2 separate regions of the Homo sapiens genome follow, and region 2 is linked to region 1. The links are chromatin loops, found by intact Hi-C in ENCODE. Cell type or tissue: heart left ventricle. All regions are shown on one strand.

Evidence for each region. A loop is a pair of places that touch in the nucleus more often than their neighbours do. Peaks named below come from ENCODE experiments on the same cell type or tissue, not always from the same donor. Only the 100,000 strongest peaks of a DNase experiment are listed, where the experiment ranks them.
Region 2: a loop joins it to region 1, with 4 times the contacts of the local background. A loop is called at or near these places in 4 of 110 quality-filtered maps.

Annotation. Positions count from the first base shown.
Region 1 is chr7:137,078,237-137,086,236 of GRCh38, reverse strand. The region is part of intron 1 of LOC349160 (a long non-coding RNA gene); the gene reads left to right. Among named protein-coding and RNA genes, the nearest start is that of MIR490, 180 kb to the right of the region's middle. RefSeq lists a silencer at 5,071-5,263. In heart left ventricle, no CTCF peak of the experiment used is centred here; no DNase peak of the experiment used is centred here; H3K27ac peaks cover 4,581 bases.
Region 2 is chr7:136,935,494-136,943,493 of GRCh38, reverse strand. The region is part of intron 2 of CHRM2 (cholinergic receptor muscarinic 2); the gene reads right to left. The region is part of intron 2 of LOC349160 (a long non-coding RNA gene); the gene reads left to right. It also overlaps the pseudogene KRT8P51. Among named protein-coding and RNA genes, the nearest start is that of MIR490, 36 kb to the right of the region's middle. RefSeq lists an enhancer at 7,289-7,458. In heart left ventricle, no CTCF peak of the experiment used is centred here; a DNase peak (open chromatin) is centred at 4,843; H3K4me3 peaks cover 782 bases; H3K27ac peaks cover 5,699 bases.

The DNA.
Region 1 (8,000 bases):
GCAGTTCTTTATAGCAGCATGAGAATTGACTAATACAAATACCATTCCCAATCTTGTTGTAAAATTATCCTTCATTTTATGAAATGATAGAAGTGGTAATTGGCTGTTTTATTTTAAATTACCTTATTTGGCCATATAAAAGTTTGACTGCCAAGGAAAAAAAATTAGCCACTGTATATTGTTCTTCAAATATTGAATTGAAAATCCTAGTGATGTTTGATCTAACTCACCATGACAGGAATAGCCATCTCTCTTATACCATGCAAAGATGACTATTTATTTTCAAAATTACATTCATTCTAAATGTAAATCAAAATCTGAAATGTAATTGATTGGAAAAGTATATGTAAAACAACCAGGATTTTGATAGAACTTCTCACTTTTAGCTTAAAAAAATCTTTAAACATTTTTATCTTAATTAACAGGTTATATTTTGTCTCAAGGGTTACATGCCTGAAAGGTAAGGATAGCCACACAGGAATTCAGCTGTTAAGATCTAGCTCTGCTCTTCATTGGCCTTATTTCATGACAATCTTTCCAATACTAAAGCAGAAACAATGACATGGGATTCTTTTCAGTGTTCTTGAATATACCAATATCTGTCCCACTCTAGGGTCTTCACAATTTTCAAAATTGTACTCACCCTTTTAAGGAGTTTGCCTGCTTCATGGTAGTCACAAATATTTCTTAAATGAATAAATTAATTTGTGGTATATGTCAATATAAAAGGGTGGCAACTGATAAGAGGAAAAGTAAGAATTGCATTTCAACAGTGTAAAATAGCACGAGATAAAACATAGAATTCTTTTTCTGTGTAAATAAGCATACAAGGTATTATTCATTCTTGACTAATATAGCTATTACTATATTTAGGTAATTGGGAGATATCCCAGCAGATGGACTATTTCCTCCATATTTACATATTCTGCCCAGAACCCTTTTAGCTTGTTAGAATTTCTTTTAAGAATTCCAGTTTTCCAGCAGTGATTTTCCAAGCCCACAGTTTCTACTCACACACGTTATAAATACTTTTAATGCCAAGTTCCAACTCCAGAGCTGGATGACAATTTTACATCTCTAATTCTGAGTCAGATGGAGGCATTTCACACGCCTGTGTGGCAGCAGTGGGTGTCCAAGCTGTTTAGCTTGCTGATCCTTCAGCATTTATTTTCTTATGGAAATTTTGAAAAGCATAAAAAATGCTGAAAAAGCTAACCTTTAGGTCTAGCATGGTGATTTATAATCCCATATCTGACAATCATTCATAGGAAAGATTATGGTATGAATTGCTAGAGGCTTTAAAGAGACCCAAAACTTGATGAGTCCGTCAAGCTTTTTCCTGGTTTCATGATGAGAAAGACAAGAGGGCGTGTTTCCAGGAGAAATTTCACAGCACCCCTAAAGAGCCGATGCTTTAATTAGAACAATATTTCAAGTGTCAGTGGATAAGACTACTAAATAAAACTGGGGGATAAGCTGATGGAGGTGAGAAAGTCCTTGAAGGCCCTTTAAGCTCTCTGGAGAATAGAGCAATGTGTAATATACATCCTAGAAGAGAACAATAATTAAATATGATTTATGCCTCCAGATCTCAGTATAATCAAATGTCCTCTTATTTTTCTCACTAGTGGACTTATGTTTTGTTTTCAATGATTATGTTTATGATGCATTAAATTTCTTTACAGACAATGAAATGTTTAGCTTCTCTTTTTCACATTACCACTGTCTGTACTGTATTTTATGCTGAATTTAGATCTAGTCTATAGGCATGGTAGAAATATGCTGTTTGCTCTATCTGGGATACCCTTTCCTTCTTCCTCACTGCTGTTTCAGAAGAGTAAGTCTTGTATCTTCTTTGGGACTTGGCTGAAATTTCCTTCACGAAATCCTTTTATAATCCAAGAATACTGGAATTGCTGTCCTGCCTCAAAATACTTTTACCCCTCTGTTTCTTCATGTCCTACCACTTATGCATTGTGCCTCTCTATTTGTTCCTGGGTTTATGCCAGGAAGCAATAAACCTCTATATTGTTGTAGTTCAAAACTTGGACTCCCGAATCACAATATACCTGCACTGCTAACTTTGCAGCTAACTAGCTTTGTAGCCTTGGGAAAGTTATTTAGTGTCTCTGGGAATTAATTTTTTATATGTGAAATGGAAATGATCCCAGGTAGTTTCATAGGGCTGCCATGATGATAGTATGAGGTAATGCATATAAAGAACTTAGCATGGTGCCTGGCTGAGTAAACTGTCCAAAATTGTTTTCATTATTTTTAATATTATTGTTTTCTGTGATGACAAGAAATTGTGGTTCATAGTAGAGACTGAAGAATATTTAATCAATAATTAAGAAACATTTCTTGTTTCTCTGTCTATTCAGGAATCAAGAAAGTTATTTTATTTATTTTTTAAGGCGGTTACTTTAAATTTAAAACTAAACTATTAATAAACTAAAAGTGTCAAAACAAAACTCTTCTGTTCTGCCCCTCATAAATGGGAGAGCAAAATAGATAGTATCTTTAGAGAGGGAAGATACTGGAGCCAGATAGATGTATTTTGGGTTAAACTCAATGTAACAAAGACCATTTTCAGTAGGAAGTTGTAACAAAAGACTTTGATAGCAGAGGTCAGTTTTTATGTCATTACGCAGTATCTGTCTTTGGTTTGAATTACTGGTGCTTTCTAAAATATTACATATACCCACATTCAAATATGCAAATAACATTTTAAATTATTTGATATTTTAGATTTTTCATGTTGTGTTTTTGTTGCATGAGTAAATCATCTCTCCCTACTATGAGAATCTGCCTGTCTACGATAGGCAGGAAATCCAGTAAGTTCAGAGAGTCATTACCTTAGAGGATGTTTGTATTTGGTTGGTGCAAAAATAATCGTGGTTTTGCCATTAAAAGTAATGGCAAAATCCGGCCAGGAGTGGTGGCTCATGCCTGTAATCCCAGCACTTTGGGAGGCCGAGGCAGGTGGATCACCTTAGGTCAGGAGTTCAAGACCAGCCTGACAACATGGAATTAACCCTATCTCTACTAAAAATAAAAAATTAGCCAGGCGTGGTGGCTCATGCCTGTAATCCCAGCTACTCGGGAGGCTGAGGCAGGAGAATTGCTTGAACCTGGGAGGTGGAGTTTGTGGTGAGCCGAGATCACGCCATTGCACTCCAGTCTGGGCAATAAGAGAAAAACTCTGTCTCAGAAAAAAAAAAAAAAAAAAGGATGGCAAAATCCACAATTACTTTTCCACAAATTGAACAATCACTGATTGATCTCCCAGTTTAGATACTAATGTGCAACTGTCATACCTATTTGAAAGGAAAAGCGTTAACCAGCAAAACAGAAACAAAAGGAAGATAAGATTTCTTATAGTCGTCTTCTTTGTTGTTAGTATTTTAGGTTTCCTGTTGGGGATTACTTAAGTGTCAAGTTCACCACCTGGCTTTCAAAGTCAAGAGGATAATGAAAATTATTATGCCTTGCATTTACATACTGTTCTGCAATTTATAAAATGCTTTCACAGCAACCAGTTCATTATTCCTTGTACTTGCCATTCTGGATGAAGACAAATCAGCAGAGAGCTGTGAACCTTGTGTGGATTATTGAATCTTCCAGGATGGCTTTGAATGTATCACAATATGGCATAGTTGGGCTCTGAAAATGTTACTAAGTTGTTGAGAAGGATATGTTGTTCACTGTAATAGACAGTGTTCTATTTTGGAAGACTCACAAAATAAACTTCCTACTACCATAATCTAGGGAATACCTGTCCATCTCTTGAGCAATTTAATCATATGGACATTGGCACTATGGAACTGATTTGAAATCTTCATATATTGACTGATAAAATGATCAAATCTGATTTTGCCAAAAAGCAAGAACAAGGACGCAAGACTTACATTAGCCTCATTCTTGGCTACCTTAAATGGCTCTGTGCTTTTTTCTTCTTTATCTATTTCAAATTTATGGTACCTTGCCATATTTATGTGTCACTGTAAACTACTTCAAGTCCTTTTTTTAAATGAAGAAAGGCATACATTATTAAAGTGTTTTGCATGTAATATTCTATTTGAATCTCACATGAGCCCTCTATAAAAGGCATATTACTAACCCAATTTTAACTATCCACCCATATTTCTCACTCTTTTCCCCAAAAACAGTTAGACATTTTCTGCAAAGTTTGAGGCTGGCAAAGATCTATGATTGGGATTCTGTGCTCTGTAATCCTGGATCCTGCTTTGTGTAATAGATCCCAAGTGCAGGCTTATGCAAGCAGACAGCCTGGAATCCATGCCAGCACTGTGTCTCTCCAGCACTGATTAATTTCTGTGCCTAAAAGCCATGTGTTCATCGTGGATGATAAGCTTGTTGCACAAACATAAGCTAACCACATTGAGTAAGTTTGGCATTAGTTCTGCATGAACCCCAGGGAGAAGGGTATTAACCAAAAGGAATAAAAAAATTCCTGCCAATTTAGGCATGAATGAAATGTTTTAAGGCATCTGTAGACTTTTACATACTAATAAGAAAAAAAACATATGTTTTATAAAGCTGATTTGCAATTCATTTAACCAAACAGGTTGCACTGAGGAATTCCAGGTTCTAGACTTTGAAAGTGGTCTAGACATGTCCTTAGCAATGGAGGCACATGAATACAAATAAATATAAAATCACTAATAATCAAAACATGCCATCTATCGTACTAACTTTGATGGAAATACTTATATACAAAGAAAGTCATGACACTATTTTGTGGTGTACCAAAATATGATTTCTATGCATGTAATCATAGAAGCTTGCAATTTCCAGATCAGTCTTCTTTTCCTCCTCCTCCTCCTCCATAAAAAAAAAGGCAAGCAAAGAATAAAGAAAAGGAAAGAAAAAGGGGAAAATAAAATCTGTGAAGGAGCACAACCGCATGAATAATGCCATCATAGATTGGATCACCTTGAGAATCATGCTCTGTTTTCGTTTTCCCTTTTGTGTTAACATAGAAACAAAGTTCCACCTTTACATTGTTCTAAAAGAATTTTTTCATATTTATGGGAGAGAAAGGTGAAGGGAGGCCATGTGTATGTGGTCCAATTAGAAACATAGGCTTTTAGAGCTGGCAGGAAACCTGGGGATCATGTACTGGATTCTCCCACCTGGTGCAGGAAGTCTTTCTGCTGCATCTCTGACAGATGGTCAGCGAGCCTTTGCTGGGAAACCCCAGCCGTGAGAAACTTAGCACACGCCCACTGCCACCACCACTGTGGGGAAGAAGGCTTGTTCAACCCTACAGCCATCCTTGCTAACTTCTTTTTTTTGTGTTCTTGTTTTTTGGAGCATTAAAAGACAGCACTTCCTTTCTACTATATGACAACCCTTCAAATCAATGAAAGAGCTGTTATGATTGTCCTACTATGATCCTAAGTTAAACCCATGAGTTTTCCTCATCTGCTCAACATGTGGTATTGCCTTCAGAATCTTCACTAGTCTGGTCACTCTACTGTTGATAGAATCAACCTGTTCGTGATTGTCCTAAAATGTGATTACCCAGGGAGGGATCACTTAGTTTGGGCTGCAGTGGGACTATGAATCCTGTGTTGAAATTACAAACTACTTTTATTGGCCTGGCCTAAGATTGCATTGCTTTTTAACGGCTGCATCAACATTATTTGCTTTTTGTAAGGATTAGAGTTACATAAACTCTCTAAATATCTAAATTTTTCCATTTAACATGATTTTAGCCCATAATAGTTTTTTTAACCACATACTTAATGGTAAGATCATAGGCTAAGTTTAACCACATACTTAATGGTACGATTATATGCTAAATCTAATAAAATTAATCAGAATTTATAAATGTATATCAGAATTTGTGAATTTATCAGAATTCACAAATTCTGATGAATTTATCAGTTTAACAAATTTGGATATGTGGCTCATGCCTATAGTCCCAGTACTTTGGGAGGTCTAGGTGGGGGGATCACTTAATCCCAGAAGTTTGAGTCCAGCCTGGTCAACATAGTGAGACCCCCATCTCTACAAAAAATGTAAAAAAGAAAAACTTGGTCAGGTGTGGTGGCTTATGCCTGTAATCTCAGCTACTCAGGAGACTGAGGCAGGAGAATCACTTGAGCCTAGGAAGCAGAGGTTGCGGTGTGCCGCGATGGTGCCATTGCACTCCAGTCTGGGCCACAGAGTGAGACCCTGTCTCGAAACAAAACAAAAAACAAAACAAAGAAAAGAAAAGCATATTTTGTCGTGGTGGCACACACCTGTAATCCCAGTTGCTCTGGAGGCTAAAGTGAGATGATTTCTAGAGCCTGGGAAGTTGAGGCTGCAGTGAGCCATAATCTTGCCACTGCACTCTAGCCTGGGCAGCAGAAAGACCCTGTTTCAAAACAAAAATTCAGAATTGCATGTAAACCAACTCCCTCCAAAATTCTTGATTTTTGTGCTACAGATACATTATCCAAACTTTCTTGTAGGTAAGTCTTATTTTGAATCATCTTTGTATGTAACCTAAATATTTTTTTCTTTTTCTTAAGACAGGGTGTTGCTCTGTCACCTATGCTGGAGTGCAGTGGCAAGATCACAGCTCACTGTAGCCTCAACCTCCTGGGTTCAAGTGATCCTCCAGCCTCAGCCTCCTGAGTATCTGGGGCTACAGACCTAAATATTTCTATGTAACTGGAGAATCTGGAACTGGTACCTTACTCACATGTGGTAGGAATAGTCATGTCTGACTATATTATGTGTGTAACCAGGATATTGAGCAAGGATACTAATATGAAAAAGTATTCTTTATATTTTTCCTCTTTTTTTTTAAACTTATTTTAACGAATACTTTTTTTCTATCCTTAACAACCCACTGGCAGCTTCTGTGGCTTTTCCTGCCAGTTTCAATTAATGTAAATTCAGTTTAAAACACCTTTCACACTCCCACTTAAATGTCATCTTCCTTTCTCCCACTAGTACCAGGTAGGCCTTGGCTTGAGATACTTGGAGTGGGCAGGATGCTCTTTCACTCTCCTTCAATCCCTGGGAGGGGAAAGGGCAGGAAGGCAGGGCTCAAGGAGGTTTGCTCTGTCTTGGAACCCAGATTATCTTCCTATATCAATGTATAACTCCTCTAGTGTTGAGGGTTGTGATTGGCAAGAGTGGAGAAGTGATGCCACTTGCATGATTTCTCATAGTTCCCATCCCTCTGCCTGACACTGAGTGCCACTTCATGGTCTTAGGAAGCAAGTGTCAACATGCTGAAACTTGCATGGAACGCTGCACAGTTCTCTCACATCCTGTGGGAGATCTCTATCTGGCTGAACCTATAGCACCATTTCTTCCTCATAGATCTCAACACTGGCAGAATGTCCCAGGCCCTCTTAGCAACTGGCAATTGAGTCGTGTAGTCTTGCACTTGTAGTCTTGACAAGTGATATTTTTGAAATCTCTTTTCTTTGGTTTGGGGAAGGGAAAAGACCCCTCCATTTCCTTATTTGAAAGGAAGAGAATTAATGTCTTAGCACAAGCACTGGACATGTCCTAAGGACTGTGATCTCATGGTTCTCTCTTTTGCTTCTCACATGTTGTCTACATGTAGAGTGAAGGCAATTGATGGGGGTAATGGAGGTTCTTCTAATTCTTAGTGGGGTATGTATGTGTGTGTGTGTGCGCATGCACACATGTAGAGTGGTCTTCTTTAATAATAAGAGTTTCTGTTGAGGTTGTAGGGAATGCCTCTTGATCTTCATCTGTTCAGGGGAATAGAAACAGGAAAACAAGAGTCAACCAAATCTGCCTGGTTTCCTTTTTCAGTTTGGATGGATCATAAGACTCTCTTATTGTACTTTGTTAAGAAACATATATTTCCAGTGATTCTGATTTCATGGTTTTGGGTGGGTCCTAGGAATATATACAGACTCTTGATTGCACTCTCAACATCATATTGGTTGTGGGGTAATCTGAGGAACTGTCTTAAGACCAACGATTTCCACTCTACATCT
Region 2 (8,000 bases), 140 kb after region 1:
ATAATGCAAAGGGTCTTAGGCTGCATTAGTAAAAGAAACAAAAATGCTATTCCAGTGACAGAAAGTTATGTTCCTATTATTCTGTTTGTTTCCAACATTTTGGAGGAAAACAACAGTTGTAAGCTAAGTTGTTTCCACCAGAGCTTAAAGGCAAAGCAGGAAGCCATACAATATCAGAAATAGTTAAAGGCACAGAATAAAAAGAGCACAGGAGAAGAGCTAACATGTCTAGGAGGTGATAGATTTATTCAGTACGGCTCCAGAGACATTACTAAGACAACCTCTCTAATGATTGGATGTCACCAGGAGGCAGATGACAGCTAAAAATGAGCAAGAATTCTGATGATGGTTGTGCTCCCATAATGAGATGGGCTGCACTGCAAAACAGGGAGCTTCCTGACACTGGAGGTATCCAAAGAAAGGCTAAATGGCTGACTGTTATTTGAGCTGAAGACAGAGCCCCAGTGTGAGCTGGGCTTGTTGACCTCTAATTTCCCTTCCAACCCTTGGAAGCTATGATTAAAATGGAAATGTGAGTCCATACGCAATTCCTAGCACAGAATGAAGACTCTGACAGTAAGGGGTTAGAAAATAATACGAAGGACAAAGAAAAATTTTGAAGAGAAAAGAAAAGAGAGAAGAAAAGAACTAAATTAAAAAAAAATTCTCTTGTGCATTGTCTGTGGCCACCCCAGTGAGTGTCTAGAAACCAGCAAAGCAAGGGAAAAATCAAAGAGGATAAAGAGATATGGGAAAACTAAATTATTTCTCTGCTTTCCTCTTCACCACAGAAGATGATGAGAAGCAGCCTGCCCTGGGGTTATTCTTCCCTGACAGTGAAGGTGAGCCTCTGTCAAGGAGTGATGTGTTAAATGAAAGGGTAAAGGGACAAGAGGAGAACTAAAAATGCCAGACATCACAGAGAAAGAATGCAAGCTCTGAAAGAATGAGAGAACAGCACTCTGGGCCTCCTAACAAAAATGTGTTTTATCTTTCAAAATAGGCACTCTAAAAATTGAGTCCTACAGGGGTGCCCTGCTTGTGATTGGGTTTTAGTAATAGAATGAACACTGGTCCTTGGGAACAGGTGGCCAGAAGCACTTCCTAAGGGAAGGAGGAGGGTGAGCTTCTGGAAGCTGCCAGGACACAAAATCTTGCTTTCTCCAGTATATAAAGAAGTTAAGAAAACATTTGCTGTGGTTTGCTTGACTGGGGGCGTTTTCTTGGAGCTTCACATCTGCTGCAAATGTTGGGGACCTTCAGAGAAATGACAGTGGTTCCCAACGAAAGAAAAACAACAGACCTCAAATATTGCATTTTTCATGTCTTTATCCTACTCTGTTAATGTGCAAAGGCCTATACTGGGTGTTTGACAGTAAGACTGCTACAAAGAATAGCTGGACTCCTTGTACCCCACTTCCTCTTGAGGTGTGGCTGTAACTCTACAGGCTGAACAGGTGTTTCCAGTTCATTATTTTCATAAAACCTCACAAGCATCTAAAAGATAGAAAGTTCCTGTTGAGGCCTAGGAAACAGAGACTCAGAGAGGTGTACTTACTAGCCCCAGGTCATATAGCTAGAACTGGACAGAGCCAAGGTGTTGAAACTGAACTGTCTAACTCCAGACCCTACAATTGTCCCTCTAAACTATCAACCATGAAGATATCCTGGCAATTAAACAGAAGCATCCACTACCACAAGGATACCTCTTCTCCCTTACAACAGTCTCAAAGTTAACAATGACAAATAATAAAACAAAAGCAAAAAGCAAAACAAGCTCAGTGACACTGATATTCTCAGTGGCATTTCACTAGACTTTGCCTGTAGTTACATATATGTGTTTCAGAAGATCAGTCCAGACATATTTATAGGTTCAAAGAAAAATACAGCAACACACTAATAACAGGATAGGAAAAGATAAGCCTCTCTCTCGGCTGCGTGAAAGAAACCCATGTGGGGAGAACACTGAGCTGTGCAGGACAACGCACTTTGCTTCACTTCAATTATTGTTGATTTGAATGTCTTGTTTATAATAATGGTGTAGAGATCTAGCTATTCACCCATGTTCTTCTCTTAACTAGCTGTAGGTTCTTGATAAATCATGTGACATTTTGGAAATTTATTTTCTCATTTGATATTGATGGGATGGGACAGCATTATGTCTGAGGCACCTTTTGGTTCTAAAAGTAATGACTCTGGATTTGGGTTGCAACCAGATCATGAAAGATTTTGCATGCCAAGTTAAGGTATCTGGACTTTGTCCTGCATACCATGGAAGAAGCACTGAAGAGTTTTAAGCTAGAGGCTGATATAACAGCGGTAGTATTTTTGGAAAATTAATCTCATAACAGGATGCAGGATGAATTGTACTAAGAAAAGCTTAGTGGTATGAAGTTCAGATAAGAGGTTAATGCAGTAAACCCAGGCCTCAGCAGATAAGGGGATGAACTAGGACCCTGTTCTAGAATCTTTATGTAGGACTGCATTATTAGCTGGGCAAGGTCAGGCCCCTGTTGTACTTGACAGTCCTTCAAATGTTAGGAGACAGTATGCTTTTACTTGGTCACTGCTCTTCCAAGATAAATGTCCCCAGTTGTGACAGCTGATCCTCAAATAAGCATTACTTAATAGGTAAAGGTATTTCAAAGCCAAGAAAACACCTATACTTAATTGGTTGTGTTATATAACCTATCTAATTCACAGTTTCTTCATATGCAAAAGGAAAATAATAGTACCTAACACCCAGAATTTTTGAAAGGATTAAATACAAATGCTTTTGTTCGTGGTTTGGAGCTTAATCAATGTTCAATAAACAGCAATATATATTATTTTTATGCATCCTACTTACCTTGTCTGTTACTATTTCAGGTTGGAAGTGCTTTTTCTTAGTTTGTGATTCAGAATTAATATTGACAGTTCTACTGGCCACTGACTTTGGGCCATGTCTCATTTTGAGCATTTGGCTATGCTCTTAAATCTCAATAACTCAGTAAGTTATGTACTACTATTGACTCCATTCTACAGTCAAAGACATAAGGTACAAGATGATTGAGTAACTTTCCAAAGTCACACAACTAGAAGACAATCACAAAGGCAGTATTTAACAGGCAAGCAAATTCCAGAGTCTATGTCTTTAATCACTACAGAAGGCTTCCTCTCTGATCTGTTCAACGCGAGTATACTGTACTGCTTCAAATACGGGCAGCTGTCGAAGATTGTATCCATGGCTTTACAGCATCTGAATCACACCACTGATATATCAATTTTACTGTGGCATGAAGTGCTTCTTTCACACAAACTGCTATATTCTTTTCTTGTTTAGTTTGTTGTTTGAAACTTAGCAGGTAATGTACTTGTTAACTTAAATACCACTTAGTTTTGGCTCATTATTTAAACCTACTGATGTTGCTTACATTTATGATTCTAAATTTTAAAACTATCCTGTTCAGCTCTTCTTATCCACAAATATATTGCTTTTTATTAGGATTTCATCAGAATCATTAGGAAATGTATTACAAAGCTGAAGAACCCAGTACAGAATAAAATCGTACCTAGTAAGCTGTTCCTAGACTAAAATTGTTATACAATCAATATTCACTGGATATAATTGTTTAACTGGCAATGAATTTATATAGATAAATCCTCTTGCATTTCACAATATTTAATTTTCATTACAAGCATACTTGCTCCTGTGAAGCTTCATCAAATGTCCATTTTTATGTACTGAAATGTGTGCTTTATTCTATCCACTCTATTAGCTTTGTGACTTTTCCTTAATTTATTTAATTTTCATAAAGCTCTGTCTCTTCACTTGAAAAACAGAGTAAGTCCCACTATACTTATTTTAATTATTTTTTGTTAGAGCCAAATTAAAGAACATCTAAAATTATTAACTTGACATCCCAACCCAGAATCTTATTGTAAAGAGGAAAGTAATAACATATACATAGAATGCTAACATATAAAAAGTCCTTTTGTGTATTTTTTTTAATTCTTTACTCTTTGCAACCACCCATTAGTTGGGCAGAGTAAATAATATTATCCTTACTTTGCAGAAAAAGAAACACTGACGCTTAAGAGGTTAATTTCCCAAATCCCAAAAGGGGCATTAGAACTGGAACTTGAGCTCAAGTCTGTTAATCTCAAGTGCATATTACTGCTGTTAAAACCAGTAAAGCCCTGAATGAAATTTCAAGTTAAATAGCTCCACACCTGTGTAAGCCTAGGAAAGGAGACATAAAATAGTAATTATTTCCAAATCAAAACAAAACTACTTCTCTTAGAGGGAAAAGAGGTGATTGATATTACCTTGGAAGGAGCATCTGTGGCAGTTTCCCTTCTGCTACTGCTTCCTCATGGGGACAAGTAGGTTGATGTCTGCATGGCCCAGTGGAACAGAAATTAGCACATAACTTCTGAATGAAGTTATGAAAGGAGACTAGCAAAGGTTTCCTACACTAAAGTAATCTCTAGTTATCCTGCCTCTTAGAATTGGAATTATATTAATGTTTGATGGCTACACAAGCACTCTTTTTTTTTTTTTTTTTTTTTTTTTTTTTTTTTTTTTTTTTTTTTTTTGGCAGAGCTAGCTGAAGTTTTATTTTGGACCAAAAAAAAAGCAACTTTGTAGCTGGAGGCATCGGCAAGGGGGGTCCCCAGGTAGTAAACTCCCCTGCGGGTGGGCTGAGGGCTAGGGCTGAGCTTCAGGTGGGTCTCCTGTTCCCAGTGCTACACTGCATGGCGGCCTCCCTCCCAGGCTCTGGGGCAGCGCAGGAGGGGTACAGTCCTACAAGGTGTCCACCTCTGGCCCCTGGGCCTTCAGCAGCCGCTCCTGCACGAGTGGGCCCTGTGCCCGCATGAGCTCCTCGAGCTTCTCCCGAGTGGACAGCAGCAGCTTTCGGGGTGGCCTGGGCAGCGGCTATGGTGGGGCCAGCGGCATGGGAGGGATCACTGCAGTCACGGTCAATCAACCAGAGCCTGCTGAGCCCCCTTATCCTAGAGGTGAACCCCAACATCCAGGCCGTGCGCATCCAGGGGAAGGAGCAGATCAAGACCCTCAACAAGAAGTTTGCCTCCTTCATAGACAAGGTACGGTTCCTGGAGCAGCAGAACAAGATGCTGGAGACCAAGTGGAGCCTCCTGCAGCAGCAGACGACGACTCGGAGCAACATGGACAACATGTTCGAGAGCTACATCAACAACCTTAGGCGGCAGCTGAAGCACTCTTCTTTTAAAAGTTTCTGAAGCCATTAGCTAAAGATTCAGTAACAAAGGTACCCTGAGTGAGAAGTAACCTGCTGTGCGATGGACTCTTCCAGAAGAGTGGGCAGAGATAGTATTCAGATCCTGACAAGAAGAGGAGACAAGTGCCAGGTCACATAACTTCATCTCCCCTAGCTGACCAATTCCCAACTCCAGAAATGCCTGCCCTCTCTCATACACCATTACGTTCAGTGATTCAGTTACTTTCAGAGTCCTGTCTGTGCCAGTGTGGTTGCGCTTGCTATCAGCAAAGCCATCAGGCTTCATTGCTCTTTTTTTCTGATACAAACCCTCAATTAGGACCAACCACAGGAGACCCTCTTCCACTAACTCATGCAAAAAATGTCATCATGGACTGTGTGTTTGGTGGTGAAAGAAAATTTGAGTTCTGTTTCCCCTTTCTAAGTGATATGTAATGGTCACGTTCGGTGTCAAAAGCGTGGAAATCTCAAGATGTGATTCTCTATTTTTTTCAAATCTATCTCATATATTTATGTCAATCACAAGAAAATTCTTTATATTTCTCCAGTTGGATAAGTGCACAAGGCTTATTTTCTCATCAACTTACTTGAAAACCTAATTATACTGAACCAGATGTTGTGTTTAACACCAGTAGATGTGACAAGCAGTCGGTTTTTTACAGTGACACAAATATCAATTCAAACTGCTCTGACTCTACTGTGGGAGCTGGATTCTAATGTGATTACAGTCATTGCCTCATATCTTATTTTTAGTTAAATAAAAAAGGGCGATCAAGTGTTGAATGTGCTATAATATACTGAATCTACATGCAATATAGATCTGAGAAAAATAATTAATATTCAAAAAAAACTGAGGAAAAAATAATTTGCATATTAGAATCATTAAATTCTGAAATTAATTCTTACATTCAGTTTGACTTCTTGTTTAAATATAATAATTAGAGTGAGGAAAAAGGAATTTTTGTCAGAGCCCAAATTCTAACTTTGGCTGTTATTCTAACTGTCCTGAACCTGTGTGTTTAAGTCACCAGGAAGGATAACTTAATTTATGCGGCTATTGAAAGCGATGTCATTCTTCCTGTAGATCCCTGAGTAAATCAGAAAAATTATTGAAAACTACCTATTTTTATTCCAGTCAAATTCTCTGTCTTTGGGGCTAGAGACACTCAGATATATTAGTATTCAGCATGTAATGAAGTACAATGTACTCCTAGTTTAAATCACTTTGCTTATAAGAAACTCTATTCATGTTGACTAGTTTGATACAAATGGTTTGATCTTAAGATTTGAAGGCATGGATGACCTTGGTCTGTCTAAAATTCAGCAGATTATTGGAGAACAATAACACAAAGTCTCCAGCTATATCGAGACATCTTAATTTAGAGTCTTTTCAACTAGTGAAGAAAGCAAGTAGAAACATAGAAGGGTAATATAGAAGAAAATTCTAAATGTATTAGAACCTATTAAAATGTTGAAAATATTTGAAAATTATAATTGATTTTGTTTCTGATTACAAAGTAGCACAAGGTAATTAAAGAAAATTTAGAAAATTGGGAGAAGCAAAAACAAAGAAAATGATACTTGTACTTAAGGTCTGTATTACTTTAGTTCTTTATTTCTAAGCATATACAAAACTCAGACAGAGACATGTACATGCACACAGACTCAAACATGGAGTTGGATCTTAAACAATTTATCTGTGACTGATCTGTGATCTGCTGTGATGGATTTATAGTTTCAATCATGTCATTCATTTTAAGACAATTTTTACATTAGTCATTTAACAGACCATTTAGGTGTCTATTAGTCATCTATTCTACCTAGCTACAGTACAATGTGTTGTGACGTTTGTAGTTTTTACCCTTTGTTCCTGAATTTGGGAAATTCAGAGATCAAGGGGAATTTAAAATATTCCTTTTGCTCCATGTGTCTTGATTTGAGTATTTATATATTTTAATCTAAAGTATATCAGAGGCAAAGGCTTTATCCAGACCAGTAACATTAGCGGTGAACCACTTGCTTGATGTTAGGAGAGAACATGGCATTGGAAAACTACATTATTTCATGTATGTTGGTACTTTAGACAATTATTTTGTATCTTGTGCTAGAGTGATGATGAAAAATATCTCCGCTACCCAAACATAGATTGGGTAGATTCAAGTTTTTGAATCTTAAAAATAAATTTTAACAAGAGTTCCAAATGAGATAATCAGTGTGAAGCTGCAATATACATTTAAATTAAACACCACTTTCCCAAAGGTAGAGGAAGGGTTATATCATTGGTAAGGCAGTGACAATGGGAGGAACTGTAGTGTATTTTTAATGTAAGTATCACTGACAGTTAATGGTAGAGGTTCTGACTTTGGTGTAAGTTTTTTCTGTTTTCTCAGGAAAGAAAAGATTTCCAGAGGACTAAGGTTTAGGTGAAAAGGAAATGAGTTGTTCCCTGTTCTAACCTAGACAAGTCTCTCATATTCTCAGAGGATGGGAACACTTCCATGAATACCTGTAACAATCCTAATGGAGTAATGATCCTTTTAAATAAAAATAACAATAGATGTTATGAGTTTAAAGAAGTCTCCGTGCCTCCAGTGTAATTTAACTCAATAAAAATAAGAGAGAATTGCAGAGTGGGGCCACTTAATCAAACAGTATGTTCCAAAACAGCTCCCAATGGAAACAGCTGCTCCCAGCGAGGACAATTTCGAGTTCAAGACAATTTGTAAATATCAGTTCCTGCTGTTGAACGTTTCCTCT